2 separate regions of the Homo sapiens genome follow, and region 2 is linked to region 1. The links are chromatin loops, found by intact Hi-C in ENCODE. Cell type or tissue: heart right ventricle. All regions are shown on one strand.

The links. Peaks named below come from ENCODE experiments on the same cell type or tissue, not always from the same donor. Only the 100,000 strongest peaks of a DNase experiment are listed, where the experiment ranks them.
Region 2: a loop joins it to region 1, with 3 times the contacts of the local background. A loop is called at or near these places in 30 of 110 quality-filtered maps.

What each region holds. Positions count from the first base shown.
Region 1 is chr11:10,910,880-10,913,379 of GRCh38, forward strand. The region is part of intron 2 of LOC107984309 (a long non-coding RNA gene); the gene reads right to left. Among named protein-coding and RNA genes, the nearest start is that of ZBED5-AS1, 54 kb to the left of the region's middle. RefSeq lists a silencer at 1,123-1,417. In heart right ventricle, a CTCF peak has its summit at 1,400 (motif pointing left); no DNase peak of the experiment used is centred here; H3K27ac peaks cover 1,834 bases.
Region 2 is chr11:10,783,567-10,786,066 of GRCh38, forward strand. No RefSeq gene overlaps it. Among named protein-coding and RNA genes, the nearest start is that of SNORD97, 17 kb to the right of the region's middle. In heart right ventricle, no CTCF peak of the experiment used is centred here; a DNase peak (open chromatin) is centred at 1,305; H3K27ac peaks cover 1,600 bases.

The sequences.
Region 1 (2,500 bases):
TGTAAAAATGATGGTTGGAGCTATTTTCAAAAAACTCATAAGAAGGGATGATTGTACACATGTGTGTTGCAGTTCATCTGTACAAATACAAAGACCGGGGACTTAGGAATGTTGACTGCCACTTAGAGCAGTGTTTTGCAAAGTTTAATAAGCACGTGAAGTGCCTGGGCATTTTTAAAAATGCAGATTCTGATTCAGCATATCTGGGATGGGTCCTGAGATTCAGTAGTTCTAACAAGCCCCCAGGTGACATTGATGCTGCTGATCCAGAGACCACACTTAGAGGAGCAAAGACCTGGGGAACCTCTTGAAGAAGCACCATGATAGCATTGCAGTCTGGTCCTCAGCCTAAATCCTTCAACTGCAACCTGAAATCCAGAAACAATAAAAGCCAAAAGTATTTTTATAACTCCTTTTGAGGCAAAACCTGATTTGAACTCATGTGAAAATATTCATAATGCTTATTTCCTATTTTGCACAACTATTCATGTTTTCATTGCAAAAAGATTGGTGTATATGATTATGGGAAACTGCCCTAGACTCCACTGGTGTGTGATGTTATATGAGGCACAAGACCATATTCTAAAGTCCAAAAAATTTCTGAATTCAGAAACACCTCTGACTCTCAGAGTTTGTGGACCTGTGATGGTTTTGGGGATGCTTACTCTATCTACAGTCTTCCTTCTTCTTCTGGAAATTGTTTTCAACTTCATGAAGCTGGGCCTACTCTGTCCTCCTACGCCCAGCTTCCCCCACCGGCTGCATATAATTTGATCAGGGCTGGACACTTGACCCAAATTGGGCCAATCAGATTTTCTTTGTGAGACTGTAGAGTTTGAATTCATAGATGTTCATCTTGGGTGCAGGGACTGAGGCGGGTGAGAAGCAGCTTTCTGAAGCTGCATACCTGAGAAGCAGAGAAAGTTGATCTGGAGAGAGAAAGAGAGAGAGGGAGAGAGGTGTAAAGACAGAAACAGAAAGGAGTGTACGTGCAGCCTGAGAGTGGGAGGGGAGAGCATCAGCAGGAGTGTGAGATGCAGACGGTAATGCTGTAATATAATTAGAAAATATATATTTGGTCTTTGTCTCTGGTTCCTGGCACAGGGCTTCTAAAACACTTGTAACTTCTTGAGCGTAGGGAGTCAGAGGAGTATCTTTTGTTATAATATTTGGCTTTTGTCCCCGGTTCCTGGCGCGGAACTTCTAAAATCCTTGGAATTTCCTGAACGATAGGTGTGAGAGAAACCTCTATTGTCATTTATAATACGCCTCTTGCAATCATACTTGAGTTTATGTGAATGGGGTGATTCTTGGAGGGTGCAGACTGGTTACCAGAGGAACCAGCCACATGATTAGAAGATTGGAACTTCCAGCTCCACCTGCTGACCTGTGGGAAGAGGAGAAGGGCTGGAGATTGAGTTCATCACCAGTGGCCAATGATTTAATCAATCATGACTACGAAATGGAACCTCCATAATGACCCTCAGTGATGGGGTTGAAGAGCTTCCTGATTGGTAAACACATCTACGCGCCAGGAGGGAGGCACACCCCAACCCCGGCGGTGCAGAAGCTCCTTCACTCTGGACCCTGATGGCCCCTACTCTGTACCTCTTCACTTGGCTGTTCACTTGTGTCTTTCATAATAAGCCAGGAAGCATAAGTAAAGTTCTCCCCTGCGTTCTGTGAACCATTATAGCAAGTTATTAAACCTGAGGAGGGGGTTGTGGCCAAGTCTGAACAAAGTGTAAATAACCTGGGGACCAACTGCTTGCAATTGGTGTCTGAAATGAGGGGCAGTCTTGTGGGACTGAGCCTCTAATCTGTGGGGTCTGCAATAACTCTGGGTAGTTACTGTCAGAATTGAATTCAATTTTAGGGCACCCAGTTGGTGTCCATATAGAACTGGAATATTGCTTGGTGTGGAAAACCCATACATTTGGGGTAGAGAAACAGTTTCTCCTAGAACAGACCAAGAGTGAAGGCAGAGGTTTCAATCCTGATGGCTTTTTGGTTTCTGGTTTTCAGTCCCAACAGCCCTTTCTTCCCTTGAGTTCTGTGGCATACAGCTACCATCTTATAATACATTTTTACATTTTTTTAATGCTAGATGGAGTGGGTTTCATTGACCCAAAAGGCCTTAACTAACACACTAACATAACTTTTTCTGTTAGTGCAGTAAGTTTTTTTTTTTAGACTCTGGAGAATGGACATGCAAATCAAATTCCCAAGAGAATGCTGATTTATTAATTTCCATGCAGAATAACTGCCAGTGGGACCAGAATACTCCTGCTCACAGGTCAGCTTGTTCCCTGCTGGTAGGAAAATCTGCATGGGAAGCCAAGTTATTATGAGAAGGCTGCTTGATGAGTGCAGACAGAACCACATAATGAGGGGATCTGAGCAGACTGCCTCCAAGCTAGCCAGGATGGCTGGAGGCCCTTTTCCCTACTTTCAGGATGGAGTGAACCTGCCAAGTGGTGTACACATGTGCCCATGCTAC
Region 2 (2,500 bases), 130 kb before region 1:
AAACTCCATCTCTACTAAAAATACAAAAATTAGCAGGGCGTGGTGGCACACCCCTGTAATCCCAGCTACTCGGGAGGCTGAGGCATGAGAATCACTTGAACCCAGGGGACAGGTTGCAATGAGCCGAGATTGCACCACTGTTCTCTACCCTGGGCAACAGAGTGAGATTCTGTCTCAAAAAAAAAAAAAAAAAGGAAAGATAATTGTATCCTATAACTGGACATCTGGGGGGATTGCCGAAAGGAAGCTACAGTTCAATCAGAAGTTTCAGTATTATGAAAGACTCAGTTTTATTCATTCTTTTTATCATGCATATAGAAGAGTATATGATGTGATAAATACAAACTAATACCTCTATATCCCTTCTAGAGCCCTTTCCTGTGTGCCTCTTGTGTGCCCTTTCCCAGTTGCACCCCTCTCCTTTCCCATATATGCTATGTTCGAGCAAAGTGTTTAAACCTGTCTGGGAGTTTAGCCCCTTCTGAGGATGTAGGTCATAATTTGAACATTGCTATCATTGTGCTTTACCGTAGAAAGTGAGGTGTCAGGCTCCTTGCCTCTGCCCTGCGTGACCCCTTAGTGTTGATTGAAATGATCTATTTATCCCCACCAGACCATGAACTTGAGGACAGAGCTTATAGTGTTTCCATCTATTTCCAGGGGCCAATCATAAAGCCTGGCAAGAAGTAGATGCTAATTTATATTTTGAATATAAATTTAAAACTGAATTAACTAAACATGGAGGTTGTGGCAAGGATTGGACTCTGCTCTGAGGCCTCTGCAGCTCCATCCTGCTCTTCTAGAATGTGTTTTAGCAAATGCATTTTGTGGGAGTCAGGTTTCCACTTGAACTCAGTGGTAGCATGTGGCATAAGTCCAGGTCCCCTTCACAAACGCAGCCACAGCAGATGCACTGCCAGACTCTCCACGTGGCTGGAAATGGTCAGGCTGCTGTTTCTTACAAACTGTCCTTATGCCCACCAGCTTTTCTTCTCATATTGACAATTGTGAAGGCATTGAATGTCCGTCAAACTACTCAAAGATCACTACTCTTGAGCATAATCTCAATAAATGAACATGTAGGTTTGTCTTTAGTCCCAGACAGGGTGGAATGTCTGTGATATTATCTTCTCCAGAGGGGGATCAATGCCAAAACCTTTGTTCTCTTCTGAACTGCTTTGTTCTTTGAAACAATACTGTTTTGATCTCCCATGGGAGCTGCTGCTCCGATTTCCTTAACTGAAAAGAAGTGGCGACTTCAATTCCTGCCTTAGCCCGCTGCGGATTGTCCTGGTCTGCGTGTGTGTGCCTGTGCCTAGGTGCAGACACGCTCCTTACTTATCTCACTTCCTGCTGCTTCCAGCTTGGAGTGGCAGCTAAAGCAATTAGGCCAAGGAGGTGGGAGAAGGGAGCATCAATATATTCCTTGGCCAGAAGCAACTGTGAGGGGCAAACGCTGGGGCTAGTTTCATGGATTTAAAACCTTGCTTCCACAGCCTGCAACCTTCTTGTTGGTTCTAGCTGAACTCTGGCATGGGAACCATGCACCTCCTTCTTTTTCATGGTTTATAGAAATTTCAGAACTCGGGTTCCCACCCTTTTGATCCTCCAGGAAGCCTCGGGACCCTCCCTTCTGGAATCTCACATTGCAAACAGCTGATCTTGTTCTAAACCCCTATTCAAGGCAGCTCGGAAGTTCTCAGTAGTCACATGAGCTGACGGTGTGCTCCCCTTGACAGCTGTGGTGTGGCTGGTAGGTCCTTGTCCCTGTGGCAGGGATGACAAATGCCTTATAGTTATTTGACTCTAGGCAATGGGGTTGGAGCATGAGGAAAGGGTTGGCCTTTGCAAAGAGCTGAGTCCCTTCATCCACAAAAAAGGAAATCATGTGTCAGTGCAATTATTAGCAAGTCAGTAGCTTAGATGGTAGGAAGATTTAGGGGATGGAGTTGCTTCTCAATGAGGTAGAAGCTGAGGCCCAGAGTCACCGTGGCTGGGAAGGCAGTACAGTCCTTGGTGGTCAGCAATGGGGCCTGGGCGGATTAGGGTGGATATCAGGGCTCATCAGATTTTAATGGGCTAATCACCTACAGATTCTGATTCAGTGGGTCAGGAGTGAGACCAGACATTCTGCAGTTCTAACCGGCTTTCAGGTGAAACGAATCCAAAGACTACACTTTGAGCCCGGGAGGTTGTATAGCATTACAAATGTGCCCTTTCTGGGAGAACACCCTCAACTTTTCTTTCCTTGAGGCTTAAAAGCCTGACAAAGCAATTTCAGCAGGTAGGGGTGGGGTGTGGAGAAGCGGATATTACCAGGGGCAGGAGGAATGAGTGAGAGGAGGCTCAGGGAGGAGACGATGTGAAACAGCTCTTGTGAAGAGTGGGCAGGTGAGCACACCGGGGAGGTGGTGAGGTCCGACGGCACAAATTTTAAAGGACCTGGGCCTTCAGAAGAAAGAGGTGGACAGAAAGCAGAGTGGACACTGGCCACGCCAAG